Regions from separate parts of the Homo sapiens genome. Here region 1 is linked to region 2. A link is a loop called in an ENCODE intact Hi-C map of the cell type or tissue named here. Cell type or tissue: breast epithelium. All regions are shown on one strand. Each heading gives the region's core, and the rest is flanking DNA. Links, peaks and the distances in the headings are about the cores only.

Region 1 (11,307 bases), core at 1,890-9,889, 74 kb after region 2:
TCACCATGTTGCCCAGGCTGGTCTCAAATTCTTGGGCTCAAACGATCTGCCCACCTTGGCCTCCCAAAGTGCTGGGATTACAGGCATAAGCCACCATGCCCAGCCTATAATAATTTTTTTTTTTTAAACAAAGGAGATAGTTTGATGGTCGTATTAGTTTGCTAGGGCTGCCATAACCAAGTACCACAAATTGGACAGCTTCCACCACAGAATTCACTGTCTCACAGTTCTGATGGCCAGGAGTCTGAAATCAAGGTGTTAGCAGGGTTGATTCCCTCTGGGGGCTGTGATGGAAGGATCTGTTCCAGGCCCTCTCCTTGGAGTGTAGACAGCTGTCTTCTTGCTCCAAGTCTTCACATCATCTTCCCTCTGTACATATTTCTGCTTCCAAATTTCCCCTTTTCATAAGGACTCCAGTCGTATTGGATTAGGACCCACCTAACAACTTCATTTTTACTTGGTTACCTTTATAAAACTCCATCTTTAAATAAAGTCACATTCTGAAATACTGGGGGTTAGGACTTCAACACAGGAAAATTGTGGGGGAAGGCTGGGCTATAATTCAACCCAAAATGATAGTGTTGTGCCAGTTCTGCTTTCTACAGAGTGATGGGGAGAACTGAGCCCACTGCAGCTGCACACAATGACTGACAGGTTGCCTTTCTAAGCCACAGCTCATCAGCCAACACATCCCCTTCTTTGAGAAATGACAGAACGGCCCAAGAGAAGCAGCAGCAAGCTCTATCCATCCTATGAAAGCTTCCTGATTTCCAGAGGCATTTGGTGTGTGGAGCCGGCATTAGGTGCCCTAGAGAAACAGCTGAATTCCTGGTAAAGCTTAGAAAAGGTAAAGGATAACTCAGAATCCAACTTTTTCCCCACATCTCTACTTGCCCTGCAGTGCAAGTTTAAAAGAAAATATATGTGGCACCACCTAGAGGCAGAAGACGAGGCAGATGCTAAAAAGGAAAAGAGGAAGAGTATGGAGCCTGAACAATCTCAACCCCAGCTTTCTTGCTCTTATATTTCGTGGTGATCATTTGCCCAAACTTGCCCTCTCAACCCTATCTCATGGATTTATGCCTTTACACCAGAGCAATAATAACACATGTTCAAGAAACGGTCAGGAACAGTAAAAGCAAGTAAAATTCAAATCCCATTTTTGCACCTACTTTTCTATCTCTGGATTTGGAGATTCATTAATATTTTATCATTTAACAAAGTCCTCAAATTTATCCCTCCTCCACACCCCCCTCAACCAAACACACCCACCAAACATAAAGGGCCAGGTCTGTACATGGAAAGTCAAAGACATCAATCAGTGTAACTTTCCAAAGAAGAAAATGAACCGCCTTGGGAAGACGACCCCAAACATTCAAGATCCCCTCAACCACTTGGTTAGAACACGGAGAGACAGCAGCTAAAATCAACACAGAACTGGAAAAAGATCTTAAGGCTCTTGACCCCTGGTCCCCTGTGGGTTCTGGAAATTTGGACTGCTGCTTTATTACAGAGGGGAGCACTAATCAAAGGACAGTCTCTTCAAGGAAAACATTTCAGAGACTCCCAGGACTAACGGCCATGTAAATATTCATTTCTATAAGAAACCATTATTGACGTTTTTAGAATCTTTTTAAAAAGCAGGTTTGACATGATAATATGTCATGATAGCAGTAAGATTCCATTTCAGCAGGGTAACAGATACCTAGAGAAAAAGACTGAAAGCCCCCACTGGGGGTCTCTGATGGAGGAAGGTTATGGAGACTTATTTTCTGGGCCAACAGGCAAGCTCCATGTAATCGCTCTACTGCTCAATTTCCTCATCTGGAGATGACACCAGCCGGTTACTAATAAGGCTTCCGCAATAATCAAATGAATCAATAGAATGTAAAATGCCTGGGATAGTGTGGCCTAGAGGAAGCTCTAATAAGCTCTCCTCATAATCAGGACTTCCATGGAGCTTCCTCGTTTTTGTAAAACATTATCTTTATTCCTTTTATTTTATTTTTAAGTTATTTGGATAAAACTATCACTGAGGGCACTCCACTAACCAAGAACAGAAATATACTCAAAGTGTCCCAAAATGACCCTCTTCTACAGATTCAAGAGGCAGAAAATCTAATGTCTTAACTCAGCTGGAAATTAATATTAGTCCATCAATAGGTATCTCACAAAGAAATAAAACTAGTAACTAGAGGTAAGGGAAAACACTCAATCTAGCTAGATAATTTTTTTTAATTAAAAAAAGTAACTTTTCAATTATTAAATTAACCAGAAAAATATTTTTTAAAGATGTTACCCAGGGCTGCCAAGACTAAAATAAAGTCATAGTTTTCACATGTTGCCAACAAACTGGTGCAAACCTTTAGCAAAACAAGTCGGCAGTCGGTGTCAAGAGCCAGAAAAGGCGCCTTCCCTCCAACCCAGTAATTTTAATTCTGAGAATTTAGCCTAAGCAAATTTCTCAAAACAGAGGGAAAGTCATGTCCACCCTCCTGTTCACAAGTGAGCACTGTTTCCCATAGTGGAAAACTGGAAAGAAGAGAAATGCCAAATTATGTGTAAATAAACCATATTATAGCAAGTTAATGGCACTAAAAATGATAAAGAGAAAAATGGGGGGAGATACAGAAAAACTGTTAACAGGTTGAAATGTTACATGAGAAAATGTCAAAATATAAAACTGTACACCCCTGGCGATTACACTGGGGAAAAGCCTGAATGAGAACTTCCAGGATGCCAATAGTGGATCTGAGTACAGATGCTTTTCCTCCTTCTCTGCCCTCAATTTTTACAATATGTGATCTTATTACCGTCACGATTAAAAAAAAAAAATCTTCCTGTCTGGTAAAAATCCTTCCTCTGCTGTGGATACAGAAGAGCTGCTCACTGCCTCATATCCCACCATGACACACCTCTCCAGGCTCTTTCTTGCCCTTCGAAAAGGGCAAGAATTCTTTTTTAAGAAGCGTATTATCTTTCCAATGCCAAAGCTCCACAGGGCACTTGAAGTAATCACCTCTCCGAGGCGAGAACACTGCCACCTTCACTCACCTCCCCTTAAGTACCCAGTTGCTCCAAAGAATCAGAGAAAGGGCTTTGTAGCTCATAAGCAAGACACAGAACCAGTCTCCCTCCCTCCGGGAAGGCGGCAGAAATTCCACATCAGCCGTTTCCATCATCCTTGAAAAGGTGGTCAAGTTGGTCACCCTGGAGACCTCAGCCCTGTCCACCCTGACTCTGGCTGAAACCATTGTATATTTCTGTCGTCTGGTTATGCATAAGTTCTTTAAATGATCCTAAACATTTTGACCAGCAGAAGTAAAAGTGCAGAAGAGACTGAAACAGAAGAGACTGAAACATAGAGGGATGGTTAAGTTACAGTGTCACTACTTGACAGAGCATTAGGCAGCCTCCCAAAACAACTGTGAATCCTCAATATAGAATGTGGCCAAGGGCCTCTAATGTTAAGTAGAAAAAAGCAGATAATTGAACCGTATTTCCCCATGACAACGACCAAATAAAATAGTTGATACAGATTTAACCAATAGCAGTTAATGTTTACAAGCCACTTACTGTATACAGGCACTGTGCTGCGTGCTTCATACAGGTTAAAATTTCACAACACTGTTAAGTATCAGAAGCCTTATTACCCCCATTTTGGAGAGGAGGAAATTGAGGCACCAGGAGGTTAAAGAATTCTCTTTAAACCTCCCAAAGGCTAAAGTTTAGAACATTCTGGTAAGTTTCCCACGATCACACAGCCCCCTAAGGGGGAAGAAGGGCTCTGATTTTGACACAAATCGGCCTTCTCAAGGGCTCACACCCTCACTCCTAGGCTGAAAGGGAATATATAAGAAATTTTAGGCCGGGCGCGGTGGCTCACGCCTGTAATCCCAGCACTTTGGGAGGCCGAGGCGGGCGGGTCACGAGGTCAGGAGATCCAGACCATCCTGGCTAACACGGTGAAACCCCGTCTCTACTAAAAATACAAAAAAGTAGCCGGGCGTAGTGGCGGGCGCCTGTAGTCCCAGCTACTCGGGAGACTGAGGCGAGAGAATGGCGTGAACCCGGGAGGCGGAGCTTACAGTGAGCCGAGATCACGCCACTGCATTCCAGCCTGGGTGACAGAGGCAAGACTCCGTCTAAAAAAAAAAAAAAAAGAAAGAAATTTTAAATGAAAGTAGAATTTGTTTTAGAAAAGGGACTTTTTCTCCTTCCCTCTACTGTCTAAACTTTCTAATGTTCTGTTTTCACGATTTAAAGACAAAAAAAGAAGGGCTACAGAGAGAGGTTAATGTATGTTTGGGGCGCATGGTTTTTTAATTATGTTTTGCTCAAAGGACTAAATAAATGCCACTCAAACCTCCACCACACTTGGGGGTTAAGGGTAGGAAGTCAGGGGAAAAAAATAATGGAGAATAGCCAAGAATGAGCCTGTTCCAAACCAAACCAAGCAGCTCCAGGCAGCTGCCGGCAACATCTTTTTTAAAAACATTTGCTCTCCACCATGTCTTCCAGTTTGAGCATGAATTCTAAAATCATGAGACTGGAGTGACAGGACACAGAATGCCATAGAATGCACTAATATCACACAGCTGCTATTGACAAAGCTGGGCATACAATTTAGGAATCAACTCCTTAATCCTGCGTTCTTTCAGAAACTGATCATGTGCCAAACATTCCCAGGTCAGCTAACGATAATCCGTATGTGCCGAAGTTGAAATATACACCATATCTCAAAAATGGTAACTTGGCACACTTGTACAGTGTTTAATAAATCCTCAAAACCAGACAGATGACAGAGCTCACCCATACTATGTCATTTGCTCAGATTACTAATGTTATAGCTCTAGTAATTCTGAGGCCATGTTAGAAACAGAGAAAAGCTAAAATAGACATAATAATACTTTTAAAAAATAATTCTGCAGGCCGGGCTTGGTGGCTCACATCTGTAATCTGTAATCCCAGCACGTTGGAAGGCGGAGGTAGATGGATTATTGAGCTCAGGGGTTCAAGAGCAACCTGGGCAACGTGGTGAAACTCTGTTTCTACAAAAAATAAAAATACATTAGCCAGGCGTGACGGCGCACTCCTGTGGTCCCAGCTACTAGGGGGATCAAAGTGGGAGGATCACTTGAGTCCAGGAGGTCGAGGCTGCAGTGAGCTGTGATCATGCCATTGCATTCCAGCCTGGGCTGGAAAACAATAAACAAACAAACAATTCTGCAAAAATAAAAATTCAGTGTGTATAGTGATCAATTCAGAAAGATCATATGCAACAAGCAGTATGAAATATTCTCCCCAAATAACACACCCCCAATTTTCCCATCCCAAAAACTTCTCTGAAGGGCAGGAGCAGGCACTGGGGATATGGGACCCCTTGGATGGGCGAAGGACCAGTTTCAGAGGGGGCAGCTTGCTCCAGAGGTGTGTGAACTCCAAAGCCAGTGCCCGTTCCCATGCGTCAACAGACTCGGCCCCAAATTCTGGTCAGAAATATGTTAAAAATTCAAATGACTGACTGGGCACAGTGGCTCATGCCTGTAATCCCAGCACTTTGGGAGGCTGAGGTGGGCGGATCATGAGGTCAGTAGTTTGAGACCAGCCTGGCCAACATGGTAAAACCCCGTCTCTAATAAAAATACAAAAATTAGTTGGGCACGGTGGTGGGTGCCTGTACTCCAGCTACTCAGAAGGCTGAGGCAGGAGAATCGCTTGAACCCGGGAGGTGGGGGTTGCAGTGAGCCGGGATCACACCACTGCACTCCAGCCCCGGGTGACAGAGCAAGACTCCGTTTCAGGGAAAAAAAAAAGTTCAAATGATTAACCTGTCTTCAGCTATTTCCTCAGCTGGCTTCCAGGGAGACAGCAGGCTCAGAGCCAGGACACATAGTTCTCCTGTCAGACAGGCCACGTGGCCTGGTGCCCAAAGCACATGAAAGAGCCAGGAACCATCGTCCAGTCATGTGGTCTCAAGGCAATCCCCTGTGAGACAACCCTGTGCCCACCACTTGTCAGTCATGCTTCCTACCTACCAGGGCACCCAGGAGGACAACCACACAGGGCACCATGGCCAAGCTCACTCTGCAGAGACAAACTGAAGAGGAAGAGAAATACACCTCTGCAGGGCAGGGAGCAGGATCATTTGACACCACGGACCCCTCTCAACTCACATCCCCGGTGCCTCTTTTCTCGTAGATGATCATCAACCCAAATCTCATGCATGTTTCGGCGTCATGAAACAGGTAAAGGGCAGAAAAGGAGGTGGGGTGGGAAGGATCACAAAACCATTTGATCCTGGTGGTGCCCATTAGAAGATGATGTCCCCAGCAAAGCTCAAGCCATATCTATCGGCAGAGAAAAGGGGATGGGAAAGCACGTTACTATGTATTCAGTCCCAACTCCATGCTGAATACTTGGCAGGATGCTATGCCTCATTTAATCATCAAGAAAATTCCACGGTGCTCTGTAAGATGGTCACCAGCATGGACTCTGGTGTCAGGCAGCCCTGGGTTCCCAAGTCCAATGTGCCACTTGCTGGTTTTAAGATGCTGCAGCCACATAACCTCTGGGATGCTCAGTTGGCTCGTACATAAAGCGAAGGCAAGGATGGGACTCCAGGGTAGGGATTAGTAGAGCCTGATGGTAAAACCTTCTGCTCTCTCAAAGCGTTGGCTCCACCACCACCAAGATCCCTGTGTCTACACAGAGCATGTGACTCTGAGATGGAGATACAGCAAAGAAGCAGGACTGCTGGCAAGAGGCACAAAACCACCAGCTTGCAGCAAGCAGAGTGTGCAGGGTCTAAGCCTGCTCAGGACCTGCTCCCCTCTGCCCCAGGATGGCTGCCACCCCACCCCAGCAAAGGGCCAGGCCACTCACGGCACTCCTTCTCATCACTCTTGTCGAAGCAGTCAGGCAGCCCGTCACACTGCCAGGCGCCCGGGATGCACCGTCCATTGCTGCACATGAAGTTGCCTGGTATGTTGCACTCATTGGTGAAGTTGTTCCCGGGGAGCAGCTGGCTCTCTGTCAGAGAGAGGGGACAGGTCAGACGGCACAGCAACAGCAGGGACCTCAGCGCCCCTCAACTGAAAGGTGTGTGGTTTGGTATAGGTGAGACTTCTGGTAGATGACTCAACCTCTCTGACCTTCAGTTTCCTCATCTGTGAAATGGACTAATAATCTGCCCCAGTCCACCTCCAGAGATTCTGAGAGGACTAAATGGAGAAATACAGGGAACAAACATACTTGAATGTCAGGCACAAAATGGGTGTTCACTGACTTTTTTTCTTTCTCCATCAAAGACTGGTTGTAAAATCCAAATGTTCTTTTCTGGCCATCAGCAGTGGTTAAAAATTAAAATTCTAGACAGGAGTGAGCACTGGACTCCCAATGTCTCCAACATTAGGAACTGCAAGATCTTTCCAGGCCTCACACTCTGTAGCCCTTACAATCACAGAATCCTTGAAGTTGGGCCAAGTTGGAAGGAATACCGGGAGATCATTTCACTCTAGGAAACAGGAGCCCAGACCTATAAAACCAACCTGCCTGAGGTGGCACAGGTAGAAAAGGCCACATTGAATCTTGAACTTGGGATTTGTAACCTCCAGCAGGGTCCCAAGGTCATGGAATTGCCTTTCAAGAGTTACTGGAAGCTGAGAACCAAGCTGCAAGTTCAGATTCAACTCCACTGAACATGGTCATAAAGTGCCAAAGCCCCCAACCCGAACAGCCAACCCTCAGGCTAGAAAGCAAAGAGAGAACACCAGTGCTGTGGCGGTGGAGGTGGGCAGGGTGCTGAGTTCATCTACCAGTAGACCCTGGGGGGAGATTTTCAAGGGAGCCAGGATCTGATCGATCTGACCAGTCTGATCCATTGTGATCAATGGCTGAGAGATAAGGAGCCATGTGAGTAAAAGAGTTTTGGGGAAAAGCAGGAAAAAAAAAAAAAAAGACCAGTCCTTCAGCACACCACAACTCCAGAGCTCCCTCCTGAGTCATTCCATAAGCATTTACTGGACATTTATGACCAGATACTTGTGCTATGTTCTAAAGATGCAGAGATAAAGGCTAGGGCTTATTATACCTTTAGGCTGGAAAGGCACACACAGCAAAATAAGAACAGGGATGTCTAGACCCGCCTCGGGGTAGCAGAAGAGAAGGTCCCTGATTCTCTTTCATAAACCTTGCCAAAGAGAAGCATCTCTAGATTTCCAGATCCCTAACATCATATCCTCCTACAGGCCACTATCCTTTATGCGTGCTGTTCTTTTTACCAGGGATGCCCTTCGGCCTGCTGGGTCTCCCAGTAAATCCATACACACCCTTCAGCAAACAAATATGTCGCCTTTCCTCTGACGTGTCCCCTGGCTTTTCCAAACACAGATGAGCACTAATTCTGTAGTCTGGTGATAGTACCACTGGGGTGATACTAAAAATATTTTATAACTAGAACAAGCGGGCAACAACCAATTGCAATGGACACCGTCACAGGCAAGCAACACCCCACCGGCCTTGTTGCATGGAATTTCCCTTGTAGACCATCTGCTGCATTATACAGAATTAATAACGCACATGCACGTTTCATTACTGAAAATGAGCTTTCATCGCTCACTGGAGAACTCCAGGAGAGAAACTACAATGAGGGGCTCTACCCTGCCCAACTGCCCACATCAGAATCCTAGAAATCTCCCTTGTCCCCTCCTCAATCTATCAACCCCTATATGTGGCCAGTCCCCGACTCTCCATTGCCACAGTTGCGACTCCAGCCAAAGCAGCCACCCTTTCTTACAGGGATTGCTGCACAGCACAACTTCCCAACTTGGCCTCCCTGCCTGCCAGCTTGCCCCTCTCCAACCCACTCTCCCCTCTGTGGCCAGAAGGATCTGTCTAAACACCAAATGAATCATTTCTTAACTTTAAAAGGTCATTGAATGGCTCCCTGGTGTCCTTAAGATAAAGTCAAAATTCAAATAAATCAAAAAAGATTCCGAGAAAGAGGGTAGCATCTACAGTGGATGTTGATAGACACACAGAGATAAAAAGTAAGCACCCTTCAGGTCTAGAGAACAGTGTCAGCAAAGACTCTGTGCAGGAAGACGTAGCCCAGAGCATGGAACAACATGGAATTCAAAAATCATGCAGCTCTGATTGTTAGGAAATGCAAAGGTATTATGCTACTATTTCTCCTATTCTGCTGCAATTTCTCCTATTGTAGTGCAAAGTCAGCCATCCCTAATTAATCATGATGCTCTGTTCCACCGAGCCAAGAATCAATATGAGACTCCCTCTCAAGACCGGACTCCAGAAAGCCACCAACAACCCTGAGAAGAACATGAAACCAATTCACCATCTCCAGGCAAGGGCTTGAGGGGGACCCTAGAAGGGCAGCCAGGTACTGGATACTAGCCAGACAACAAATGCTCAACCCAGAAAACCCCCACATTCCAGCTGTTTGCTAACAACTGCTCTGTTGTTAGAGAACTGCTCTGTAGCAGAGAACTCTTCAGGGGCCTGGAATGTAAGGGTCATTCTGCTTTGTTTGGAAATACTTACACTTGCATTTGTAGAGTTAGCTCCTCCAAGGCAAGCCCCCCTGGAAACGTCACTGCAACTGTGAAATCTTGTTCTGATAAACAGATTTTTGGAGCGGGAAAATTGGCCAGATTAGATTCCAAAGTACTTGCTCTGAGAGTCAATAAGGCTGGCGGCACATGGACTTGACAAATGGATGGGTGGATGCAGAGACTAAATACCATGTCTGTTACACACAGGTGGTCCTGCCAGCCATGGGGCTCAAAGTGCTTTCTCAGCAGGACCAGGGATCCTGGGGCCTGGTGAACAATAACAGAGAGGCACATGCTTTTTGCTCTTCTGAGCAACCGCATTAGGCATGCAGCTGGTGCACAGCCGTGTGCTTTAGGGAAGTGACATCATCAAACTCAAAGCATGAGGAGGGCCGGTAACGGTAGCTCACACCTGTAATCACAGCACTTTGGGAGGCCGAGGCGGGTGGATCACTTGAGGTCAGGAGTTTGAGACCAGCCTACCAACATGGTGAAACCCCTTCTCTACTAAAAATACAAAATTAGCCGGGTGTGGTGGTGCACACCTGTAATCCCAGCTACTTGGGAGTCTGAGGCAGGAGAATCGCTTGAACCCGGGAGGCAGAGGTTGCAGTGAGCCGAGATCACGCCACTGCACTCCAGCCTGGGCAACAAGAGCAAAACTCTGTCTAAAAAAAAAAAGGCATGAGGAGAAACTAAGGCAAAGGCAGGTTAAATCTTATTGATTCTGTCTTCAAAAACCTGCCTCAAACCCATCCAATTTGCATCACTCAACTGGCACCACCCAATCCAAGCCGCCATTATCTCTTGCCCTTTTCAACCATGGGTTTTCAACAGGGATCAATTTTGCCCCCCTGGGAACATATGGCACTGTCTGGAGACATTTTGGGTTGTCATGATGGGGAGATGGGGGTGCTATTGGCGTCTAATGGGCAGAGTCCAGAGATGTTGCTATACCTCCTGCAATACACAAGACAGCCCCCACAATGAAGAGTCATCCCGCTGAAAATGTCAATAGTGCTGAGGTTGACAAACCTTAGTTTCTTAATTAAAAAACCTTTGGACTTCTCACTTCTCACTCCTTCCAGGTCCTTCTCTTCACACAGAGTGAGATTTTAAAATGCACTGATGGGTTCTCCGTGTCCTCAGAATAAATCTAAAACTCTGGCCATAGTTTACAAAGCCCAGCATGGTCCAGTTGCTGCCTGCTTCTAGATATTCATTTCGAACCATCTCCTGCAACACATCTCAGTGCCCCCTGCTGTGAGGCCTCCAGATGTGCTGTTTGCTGACCCCGGACATTCTTCCACCTACCTTTCATCTGTGTAACAGGCTCAATTGTGTCCCCCCAAAATTTACATGTTGAAGTCCTAAACCCTAGAACCTCCGAATGTGACTGTATTTGGAGATGAGGATCTTTAAAGAGGTAATGAAGTTAAAACAATGGCATTAGGGTGGGCCCTAATTCCATATGACTGATGTCCCTCTAAGAAGACATCAGGAAAGAGACCATGTAAGAGGGAAGACCATGTGAGGACACAGGGAAAAGACGACCACTCATTAGCCAAGAAAGAGGGGCCTCAGAGGACGCTAATCCTGCACCTCCATCTCAGACTTCTAGCCTCCAGCACTGTGGGAAAACAAACTTCTGTCATTTCAGCCACCCAGTCTGTGGACTTTGCTATGTTAGGTTGGTGCAGAAGTAACTGCATAATGCACAAGGCAATTACTTCTG
Region 2 (11,307 bases), core at 2,018-10,017:
TTTCAGTTCATATCCCAGTTTTAAATATAGTATGTATTAAATATGATGTGAAGTCAGATTTTAACACCCTGCAAGTGTGAGAATTTTGCAATTCTAATAGAAAACACACCATAAATTAGTCTAAGGTGACTCATCTACGCCAAATGTCTCAAAGTGTGATTGTCTAGAATGGATCACTGATCTCAGAGGCTCCTTCCTCCTTTTCCTTCCAGATTCTACCTCACAACTTTTGCTCTAAATGATTACTTAGGCAGGCCAGGTGCGGTGGCTCATACCTGTATAATCCCTGCACTCTGGGAGGCCAAGGTGGGCAGATCACTGGTGGGTAGATCACCTGAGGTCAGGAGTTCGAGACCAGCCTGGCCAACATGGTGAAACCCCACCTCTATAAAAATACAAAAATTAGCCGGGCATGGCAGCTCGCGCCTGTAGTCCCAGCTACTCAGGAGGCTGAGGCACGAGAATTGGTTGAACCCGGGAGGCAGAGGTTGCAGTGACCCAAGATTGCGCTACTGAAGTCCAGCCTGGGTGACAGAGTGAGACTCTATCTCAAAAAAAAAAAAAAAGAAAAAAAGAAAAAGAAAGGTTACTCAGGCAATGACAAGGCAAGTCTTTGTCCTGATAAATAATCAAAATATGGTTAATTTCCCCAAACTAATCAAGAAAACTAATCAAGAATTACACGTGGCTTTTAAACTAGTGCCAGTTGTTATTTTTTTATTTTTTTATTTTTTATTTTTTTAGTCTCCTCCCTTGATATCTGAGGTGCCAATCACTAGAAATGAAGAGAACCACATAATGCAGGGAGTCTCTCTTGTCCAAGGATGCATCCCAGGTGCCTAACACTGAATTAACAAAGGCTAATACGAGATTCAGCTCTGTTATTTGTAATACAGTTTCTCTGAACACAATTGGGGGAGTTATTATAGTGGGCACTTTAGACAATAGAAGCGCCTTATGAGCATCCCCCCATCCCCGCCTTCCTGGAAGAGGGTCGGTTTCACCCCCAGCTATATGTGAACATTCCACTGGTATTTCCTTTTTTTGTTAGGCCAGGAAGCAAGATACCAGATGGAACCAAGCTGGGACGCTGGCTTCTTGCTGGTAGGCAGGAAAAAGAAAACCCTTGTCAGCTGTCAGAGACAGAGTACACTGGGGAACCCATCTGGTTCTTCAATTTGGTGTTTTTCGAAAGATGGAATGGCTTGGGCTGGTAGCTCTGATGGTTGCTGGTTATATAGGGGAATGGTGGTCCATGGGGAATGGAACTCACACTTAGAAGTACCTGCTAAGTGCTGGACAGCCTTTCTCACATTTCCTCCCAGCAATCCTAGAGGCAGGCCTGGTTGCCTTTGTGAAGCTCAGAGTGGTTAAGTAACTTGCTCAAAATCACAGAGCTACTAAGTGGTACAGCTGTTGCCTGACCTATCCAGAACCTGGGCTCTTAATGTTTTATATCATGAATATGTTAATATACATGCTAAGGTAAGGGGGAGGCCTTGCAAAACTAGCTTACTCCTGAGATTTATACCCAAAGCAGAAGGACTTTATTTTTAAAAACTTTCTCACATCTAATGTTCTCCTCCATATCCTCCATGCCTAGCACAGGCCTGGCACAGAGAAAGTAAAGGTATCTCAGGCTTCAGTCTCATGCCAAGGAAGTGAGGGATCAGGGACTCAGGCTCAGCTTCCATCAGAAGCACCATATACAGCCTCGCTGGATGATGCTTGAGGTGAGGAGGGACTGGGGCGTCCTTTTGCGGATGTGACCGTGGGGTGATAAGGAATAGCTGTGTGTGACAGAAACATGACACAGCAGAGCTTGAGGTCAGTAGCCTTTCTGGCCTTCGTGTGCAACCTCAGGGAGTGGTCATCTTTGACAGAGTTCAGGAACACAAGGGCCACATGAATGCTCTCTTGGGAAGCGGGGGTCCAGTGAAAGGTTCGAGCTGCCCCTAGGAAAAGTAAGACTCTGAAAATGGGTACCTACTATTAGCTTCTCTATCAAGACGAGCACACTGACGATGCAGCAAGGAGATGCCTTTTTATTGACTGAGGTTCCAATCAGCAACTACTACATAACAAATCATCCCCAAATTTAACACCATCTTTATCATCTCTCACAGTTTCTATGGTTTAGGAATTTGAGAAGGAAGCGGTGGTTTTGGTTCCAGGTCTCACAAGTCATTGCAGTCAGACAGTATCTGCAGCTGGGACAGCAGTGGCTGAAGCAGCCAGGGGTGGCCCAAGCATCTCTCTCCTCTCATTGGCCTCTCCAGGGTCTCTTTGTGTAGATAGTTCGGGCTTCCTCACAATATGGCAGTCTCAGGGCACCACATTCACATGGTGGCTGAAGCTCTCAAGAGGGGTATTCTGGACACGGAAGAGGCCATGTCGCCTTTTATATCCTATTCGTAGAAATCACATAGCATCATTTCTGCCATACTCTACTGATCAAAATAGTCACAATAGCTGGCCCAGTTTCCAGAAGTAGGGACACAGTCTGTACCTCTCAAAGGTAGGAGTGCCAAAGAATCTGTGGATGTACTTTAAAATTGCTGCACTGAGAGTGGAAGAAAGACAGAAGTAACAGGGCTGTGGATAGGGGAAAGGGAATGTATTGGGAAGAGAGACGCACCATGGAGTCACGTCCCCACAAATACACAGCACATTTCCAGAAAGAAAGGCAGGCAGGCACTGGCCAACCAAAACGAGTTTGAGGAAAAATCTATAAAAGGTTCTGTGCCACACAGGAAAGACTGCCTGACAAATTAGCTAATGAGGACAAGGCATCTGTCCTTGGAGGTCTCCTCCAGATGCAAATTGGCCCAAATTTGAGGCCAACTGACCTCTATGGAAAAAGCAAAACCAAAGTCAGATTCCTGTCATCCAGAGAACAACTGTCACCTTGATCACACTCCAAAATCAAGATAAAAGCTTGGCTTTCCAAGGGTCACAATGGGCTTACAATAAATGAGCCCATGTAGGAAGAAATAAATATGTGAAGCACCTCTTCCACTTGACATTTGGGGCAAAGGAGACGGGCAGCCACTACAGGATGTCTCTCAGCCCCGATAGGCAGATTTCTCCCGGTTGGCACCGCACAGTGTTGCAGCTCGACCCATTTCACTTGAGTGAGCCCAAGGAGGGACAGCATGGACTGAGAGTTCTCTCTCAGGCTGTGTGAACTGATGTCACTCACAGCAGCAACAAATCTTCTAAAAGTCTTCTAAAAGTTCCGGTGTTGATCAGTGCAAAAAACCTACAGCCCATGCTACTGCATAAGCTAACCTTTGACCTATCGGCTCAGTCCAAAAGAGTCTGTGGCAAAGACTGTGGCTAATCAATCCCCAGTACCCATCCAATCTCCCTTTCTGCCTTTTCATAATATTATAGAAAGTCCTGACTATTTTGATCAATAGAGTATGGCAGAAGTTGGCTGGGAATGGTGGCTCACACCTGTAATCCCAGCACTTTGGGAGGCCGAGGCAGGTGGATCACCTGAGGTTAGGAGTTTGAGACCGGCCTGGCCAAAATGGCGAAACTCCGTCTCTACTAAAAATACAAAAATTAGCTGGGTGTGGTGGCGTGGGCCTGTAATCTCAGCTACTCAGGAGGTTGAGGCAGGAGAATCGCATGAACCTGGGAGGCAGGGGTTGCAATGGGCTGAGATCATGCTGCTGAACTCCAGCCTGGATGACAGAGCAAGACTCTGTCTCAAAAAAAAAAAAAAAAAAAGTGATGCTATGTGATTTCTACACCTAGGATATAAAAGGTGATATAAGTACCCACAATGAGAAAGAAAACATTGATCAGCCTCCCTTGCAGCTAGGTGTGGTCATGTGAATATGTCATGATCAGGCAACCACATCATCAGTGAAAGTGATGTGTATAACTTTCAGGTCATCTTCTTATATATCAAGCTATCTGTCCTGGTCTCCCCTTCTTATTTCCTTTTTCTTTCTTTTTTTTTTAATTTCAGTCTTCTCCTTCTGTACTTCCCCGCTTTCTGATGTCTCAGAAATAGTAACCACTGTAGTGGTCTTGGAATTCCTGAGGAGCGGAGAGCTCCCTGTTGGCCTAAACTGCTCATCTCTGGGGTATTCCAAGTGAGAGATCTTTTTCTCATCGAAGGCACTTATTAAGCCATAACCTGCATCTCATTTTAGCCACTTCACGATGGGATCTCTTTGTTATGGCAGCTTACCCTATGTTCTAACTAATACAGAATCCCTGGGCCACCTCAAATATTCCACATTAAGAACCTAATGTGAGAAAGAATCATAGAAGAAACCCTAGAAACTAGATCCCAAAAGTCCCTCAAAAGATGTGCACATATCTGTCTTTCTGAACCTTTTCCCTGTCTTCCCATTCCTTCCTATTTGTCAGAGGTATGCAATGTAGGTCTTCCATGACTCCATGTATGACTGACTGACACTGACCATTCTTGGTAAGAGCTTGCAATCCACTCAAATCAGTTCAAATGAAGGGAAAGGCATACTCTAGAAGACAGAGGCTTCACTGAAAAGGCAGAGATACTGGGCTTCCTGGGGATTTGGGAAAACATCTGAGGAAAAAAAGCAAATACTCTCTCCATCTCTCTTTTGGGGATGGCCACCTCTGGCCTCTTGGGCTGGCCTCTAGGTGGACCAGCACTCTCTACTATGAATTCTGCCTTTCCCAGCTGTAGCTTCTATGTGACTGTGTCCTATCCTACGGAATGATTTGCTTAGCATCCTAAGGCTGATTCAGCCCTGAGTGTCTTTGAAAGAGACATTCTGATTTGCTGCTGGCCAGCTGATAAACAGACTAGCCTAGGATCAATTGTCCACTTAAGGTTTGGTCAACAATGACTGAGATGGCAGGGAGGTGTCTTGGAGAGCAGAGGGCTGCCCCTTCCAAAGGTCATGAGTGCACGGTCTGGAAGTTGCTGAGGACAGGGCAACTAATTTAACATACATTAAGTCCCCTGGCACTCTGGATATATGGGGAATTCACGTTTACTTTTAAATAGAAGGCCTTATGCAACATTTCTCAAGTTAGTAGTGGTCAAAGAGATGGTTGTGTATTCCTGGTCTTTCTCTTCAATTAAAAAATAAGCTACTAGAATGAAGCAGCTCATAGGAATTCTCTTGACTCTCAGCACCTAGCAATGTGCTCTGCAAAAAGGAGGGTTTCAGAGTAGCAGAGGTATCCATGTTGGCTGGATTTTGAAAATCCAGGAATAATGTTGCAACAACAAGCCTGCATTAAAAAGGATGTGCTATGAGGATCCATTTCATAAAGTGTGGTTTGCACAAACTTATTCTCTCTCTATTTCTGCTGTAGAGGTACAAATAAATTTTCTTAAAGAAAAAAAGGAGGGTTTCAATAACAGCTGACCTACTGATGCAAATTTGAGCAGCAGACACATGATAAAGGGCACAAAATCTCAAGGAAGAGAACCAATGGGAGAAGATGGGTAAGTGTCATTTAGAGGCATTCCACAAAATGAACTAAAGATGAACCAGACTGGGCCGGGCGTGGTGGCTCACGCCTGTAACCCCAACACTTTGGGAGGCCGAGGCAGGTGGATCACGAGGTCAAGAGTCCAGGCCAGCCTGGCCAAGATGGCGAAACCCCATCTCTACTAAAAACATAAAAATTAGCCGGGTGTGGTGGCAGGCGCCTGTAATCCCCGCTACTCGGGAGAGTGAGGCAGAGAAGTGCTTGAACCCGGGAGGCGGAGGATGCAGTGAGCTGAGATCGCTCTACTGCACTCCAGCCTGGGCAACAGAGTGAGACTCCATCTCAGAGAAAGAAAAAAAAAAAAAAAAGATGAAACAGACTGATAACATGGTGGGTTTCCAGAGAGGAAAACAAGGTGGAAACAAGAAAGAGCTGCTTGGAGTACTTGGGGGATGTGACAAGAACTGACATATTTGCAACACAGAGCACATTTCCACCTTTCACTGGCCACAAAGCTATCAGGAAGTCAAACTGGGGCCAAAAAAAAAGACATAACTGACCTGATTGAATAACCCAGGTAAGTTTTTCAAGCCACTTGTTGGAAGCAGGAGGGGGAGGATATCCCTTCTATGGTCACTGAGCTTCCCAAACTCTTCTCACCCCTAGAAATTCACAGGTCTACGATTCCCCGATTCCCCAGGCTCATCCTGCCTGTAGGCTAGCAGGGCTCAGTAAGACACAAGGATAAGCAGAATTCTCACGGCATGCAGTGATAACGAGCTGCTCCTATGAATTTCTTTTCCAGGGTTGAACATCTCATTTCTCCTGGGTTTCTTCCTCTGTCTCCACCTTCTCATTGGATCCTGCAGGGAGGGGGCCCCCAGCAGTCAGCCTCAATGCACCCTAACAGTTTCACGTCTCCCACTCCCCACACATACACATGCACACTTTGCTCCAGCCATACAGAATCTCTGTCTTTGGCTATACTATTCCCTCTCTGGCTAGATGCCCAGCCCCACGTTTGTTTTCAGGTCCATTTTTATGTATTTGTAAAGACTGGGCAGCGATTTCATTTCTCTGAAGCCTTGCCATATCCCCCTAGGAAAAACTGTCACTCCTTGCCAGCCTCAAGCTCCCACGGCATGCTGCTCATTCCTCTATTACAGCATTTATCACACTTGAGGGTAATTATCTGCAGGCTATTATGTTTCTCCCTTGCAGGACTGTGAGCAACTTTGAGCTGATCTATAATAGTTTGTATTTCTTCCAGTACCTGGGTGAGACCGGGCAATTGCAGGCACTCTGCAAATGATGTGTGCATGAACGAATGTTAGAAAGACCCAAGAGAGTCAAAGGGTGTTGGGGGTTGGGGAGCTGAGAGCCACAGCAGTCAGTCCATGGAGGGATAAATGTCCCCTCTACAATCAAGCAGCACAACACAGCAGTCTTAGGGCTCCAGAAACTTGCAGAGCAAACTTGCAGAGAGACAGCAAGCCCTACCCCTGATCCCTGACTGCTCTGAAACTCAGTCCTTCCACCTCAGGAGGAATCACACTCTGCCAGGTGTCCAGGATGGACTCCGCCATTCACCGGGGAGAGAGAGCTAGGACAGAGGCAGGGACCAACTGGAGAGGGACAAGGAGGGGAAACCTGCACCTGAAAGAAATGGGGGAGACTAAAGAAACAGCCCTAAAGATTACCGCAGTAACAAAGTTATCAGGAAGCAACTACTGTCTTTGAGTACAGAATCATTCTGACTTGCTTCTAAATGAAAGACGTTTCAGAAATCTTCAAACTCCTGCTGCTGTGGTTAAAGAAAAGGAAGCTTTTGTCATGCAAACACTCTATTACTAAGAAGAAAACCCCACCTGTACACAAAGGCAGCAATCAACCTCTCCCAGCCTCCTTCAGTTTCTTCGAATGGAGTCAGCATTTTTGCCTCTCTCAGCCCAGCTGGGCTTTCAAACTCTAAATTAAAAGTGGAAAAAAGGCTTCCACATTCTTCCTGTTAAATGGACCTCCAGCAGCTTCATTCTATGAAAATCTACAGGAATTCCTTAAGGGTGATGATTCTTTCCTACGGACTCTCTAATGAAGCTCTTGACATCACTTGCAGCCACAAGGTTTGGCGTAAATACTGACCACCCTTCAAATTCCAGGTTGTGACATTTTTGATTGGATCCCCTAAACGCAGACTATTTTTTTTTAAATATAAAGCTTTTTCCATCCATATTTGGAAAACTAAACTAAAATTAGCACTTCTCCTATCACATGCCCTGCACGACTTCTGTAGAAATTATCTCTGCCTGCTTAGTCACTTGGTTCTATTTGGTGACAGAAAAAAGCAAAGATCTCTCTATTCCAAAAGTATAAGCTCTTTTACTCTCAATTACCCAGACTAGTGGGGGGCCTGGAGCAGCAAAGTGGAAAGCAAGCACAATCAGAAAATAATACGGCAGATTCTCTAGTTCCACAAAATTAGTATCCCCATGGTGATAACGCAGCTTGCTACTCTCATCCAGTTTGTCATCAAATCTTGGCGATTCTAGCCTGAAATACTTCCTGAAGCCATCCCCCATATGTTCCCACTGCCCCCACCTTCACGTGTCTTATCCGTGGCTTCCCACGGCCCATGGGAGAGAGCGCAACATCCTTCCCATGGTTTCCCAGGCCCCCAGTCCACGCAGGCCACCACGGACCACTCCAGCTTCCCTGCAGGCTGTTCTTCCCCCGTCCATGACAAAGATTCTCTCCTTGACCAAACTCCACTCCGGTTCTTCTGAGCTCTCTTCTCAAAGAAGCCCTAGCTTTGGGGCTTCTGCGTTCCTCTCTGCATTGTCTGATTCTAGCAAAAGCCCTATGAGTCAGTTTAGCAAAATCCTCCATCTGCCACATGCTCACCCTTGATATCTGATCCTGTTCCTCATCCTCCACCATCCTCCACCATCCTCCTGGCCTGCCTTCAGTGAGAATCCTGTTAGGTCCATTGAGTCAGAATCCCCCCTTACCCTGATGTTTCCTCTTAGTAATTTTCCACCCACTAACCCCACCCTACTGCTTGGCTAAAAATTCCCACTTTTCCTATTATATTTGGAATTGAACCCAGTTCTATACTGAGGTCTCTTTTCCCTGATGGCAACCATTTTTCTAGATAAAGTTTGTTTTTAGTGCTTTACCATCTAGCTCTGGCTTTTCTTTGACATCCACCCCAGGGCAGCCACGTGGATCTGCCAGTTCCTCAAATGCATCACGCTGTTTCTCACCTTGGGATCTGCTTACCTGCCATTCTCTCTGCCTGGAAGGATCCTTCTCCGCTGACCCTCCTCTCTCTTGTCCAGTAACTCTTCCCCATCCTTCTGGTTTCAACTTCAGCATCTTGTCTTGAGAAAGACTTAGCACCCCACTGACTGCCCTGCCATTCACTTCCAGAGTGTCCTGCGCCTGTCCTTGCAACACATTCCTCACGCTACTGACCAACCGAACACCTGCTCTTCCTATAGAATATGAGCTCTATTAGAGCAGAGACCACATTTGTCTGGTTCCCTATTACCGTTCTTCAATTCTAAGATACAATTTTTATTTTACATTTTAACATTCTGAAACTGGAATGCATCTTTTTTTTTTTTTTTTTTTTTTTTTTTTTGAGATGGAGTCTCGCTCTGTCACCCAGGCTGGAGTGCAATGGCGCGATCTCGGCTCACTGGAAGCTCTGCCTCCTGGGTTCACACCATTCTCCTGCCTCAGCCTCCAGAGTAGCTGGGACTACAGGCACCCACCACCACGCCCAGCTAATTTTGTTTTTGTATTTTTAGTAGAGACGGGGTTTCACTGTGTTAGCCGGGATGGTCTCGATCTTGATCTCCTGACCTCGTGATCTGCCCACCTCGGCCTCCCAAAGTGCTGGGATTACAGGAGTGAGCCACCGTGCCTGGCCTGGAATGCATCTTAAAAACAACACTGTGCCATAATTTAATGGTCAGTATTGTTTCTTTCTCAGCAAAACATAAAATAATGATAGCTCTTACAATAGATGGCATTTTAAGATTTAACAAAATTTGGTACGTGCCTTTGTCTCCTGGGCATAATGCCTGGCACACAGTAGCAATCAAAAATACAGTCATGCGTTGCTTAACGACAGGGATATATTGTAAGAAATGCATCATTAGGCGATTTCATCATGGGGTGCACATCATAGAATTAACTTACACAAAGCTGGAAGGAGGAGCCTACTACACACCTAGGTTATATGGTACAGCCTGCTGCTCCTAGGCTATAAACCTGTACGGCATGTTACTGTACTGAACACTGTAGGCAACTGTAACACAATGGCAAGTATTTGTGTATTTAAACATAAAAAAATACAGTAAAGACATGGTATTATAATTTCATGGGACCACAGTCATATATGTAGGTTGACTGCAATGTCATTATGCAGCACATGACTATACCTGTTAAACTACAAACAGAGGCTGGGCATGGTGGCTCACACCTGTAATCCCAGCACTTTGGGAAGCTGAGGTGGGCAGATCACCTGAGGTCAGGAGTTCAAGACCAGCCTGGCCAACGTGGTGAAACCCCGTCTCTACTAAAAATACAAAAATTAGTGAGACATAGTAGCGGGCGCCTCTCAGCTACTCGGGAGGCTGTGGCAGGAGAACTGCTTGAACCTGGGAGGTGGAGGTTGCAGTGAGCCAAGATCGCGCCATTGCACTCCAGCCTGGGTGACAAGAGTGAAACTCTGTCTCAAAAAAAAAAAAAGAAAAAGAAAAAGAAAAATTACAGACAGACATTTCCTGAGGATCTAATATCAATCAGTTTTGCTATGTAGCAGACACATCTTAAAATCTCAGTGGTTTACAACAGCAAAGATTCACTGGCTTCTCCTGGATCTGCAGGCTGGCTGTGGCTCTGCTGGCTTCAGCTGGGACAGATCCTGAGCTGCAGGGTGGGTCCGGGTCAGTTCCATGTGCCACTGCATTCTCCTTGGACCAGCAGCGCCCAGGGTATATTCTTCTCCAGGAAGATCTCTGAGATGCAAGAGGCCATGCTGGTCTCATGCTGACTGCCAACACACCACGGGCCAAAGCAAGCCCCGCATCCACGGGGCAGGGACATTTCCTCTGGCCATTCTGCCAGGTCACACAGCAGAGGGAGGGAGTGAAGAACTGAAAGTAAAAATCCAGTCTATCACAGACCCCATATGGTGGTGGTGGGTTTGGGGTAGGTGGAGCGTGTGAAGGGACACCAAACTCCAAGTTTCAGCAGTAGCTAAAGGACAGTTCCCTCGATGAACTATATACAATATACCCTGGTCATCACGGATGCAGGACACAAAAGCCACAGAGTTAGCAGTGTTGGTCTGATTTGGTGACCCCTCTGCCTAGCAGCCCTTAGGACCCTCCTCCTGGGGTTCCCCACCTCTGAGGTTTTATTTGAGGTATCTATTTGAGAGGGTAAGGCAAGAAGCAGTCACTGTCCCTAATTCTTTCTTCTCATAGATACATATATATTCACTGTGAGCCCAGAATCCAGCAATAAATCAAGGTCAGTCACCAGCTAACTTAGGCATTAGAACTCCAAGGGGAAAGTGCAACTGTCCAAGGTCCTTAGAACACAGATATTGATGGATTAGGCCATGGCTTTCAAGGAACATGGAAGGGTTCTGACTCCACTGACTCCAGGTCTGGGGCTGTTGTAGAGAGAGATAATGAGGTCTGTGCACCAAGTACAGAAAATGAACTTGAAATACAGGCTGGGAGGTGTCCTCCTAACCAAGCATGGCTCTACCAAGTCCCACACCATAGGCAGACCAGGAGTTCTCCCTACCAAGGCGATTCTTTACTAGCAGCTCTCCTTACC

What was found. Peaks named below come from ENCODE experiments on the same cell type or tissue, not always from the same donor. Only the 100,000 strongest peaks of a DNase experiment are listed, where the experiment ranks them.
Region 1: a loop joins it to region 2, with 16 times the contacts of the local background. A loop is called at or near these places in 8 of 110 quality-filtered maps.

What each region holds. Positions count from the first base shown.
Region 1 is chr11:36,031,828-36,043,134 of GRCh38, reverse strand. It overlaps LDLRAD3 (low density lipoprotein receptor class A domain containing 3), which reads right to left. Exons shown (of 6, transcript NM_174902.4): 2 at 6,886-7,032. Among named protein-coding and RNA genes, the nearest start is that of MIR3973, 27 kb to the right of the region's middle. RefSeq lists enhancers at 3,957-4,464, 9,722-10,016. In breast epithelium, for the core only: no CTCF peak of the experiment used is centred there; a DNase peak (open chromatin) is centred at 5,904; H3K27ac peaks cover 276 bases.
Region 2 is chr11:36,106,104-36,117,410 of GRCh38, reverse strand. All of the region lies in intron 4 of LDLRAD3 (low density lipoprotein receptor class A domain containing 3), which reads right to left. Among named protein-coding and RNA genes, the nearest start is that of MIR3973, 100 kb to the right of the region's middle. RefSeq lists enhancers at 5,595-6,118, 7,217-7,396, 7,169-7,692, 8,217-8,740, 8,741-9,266 and 2 more. In breast epithelium, for the core only: no CTCF peak of the experiment used is centred there; no DNase peak of the experiment used is centred there.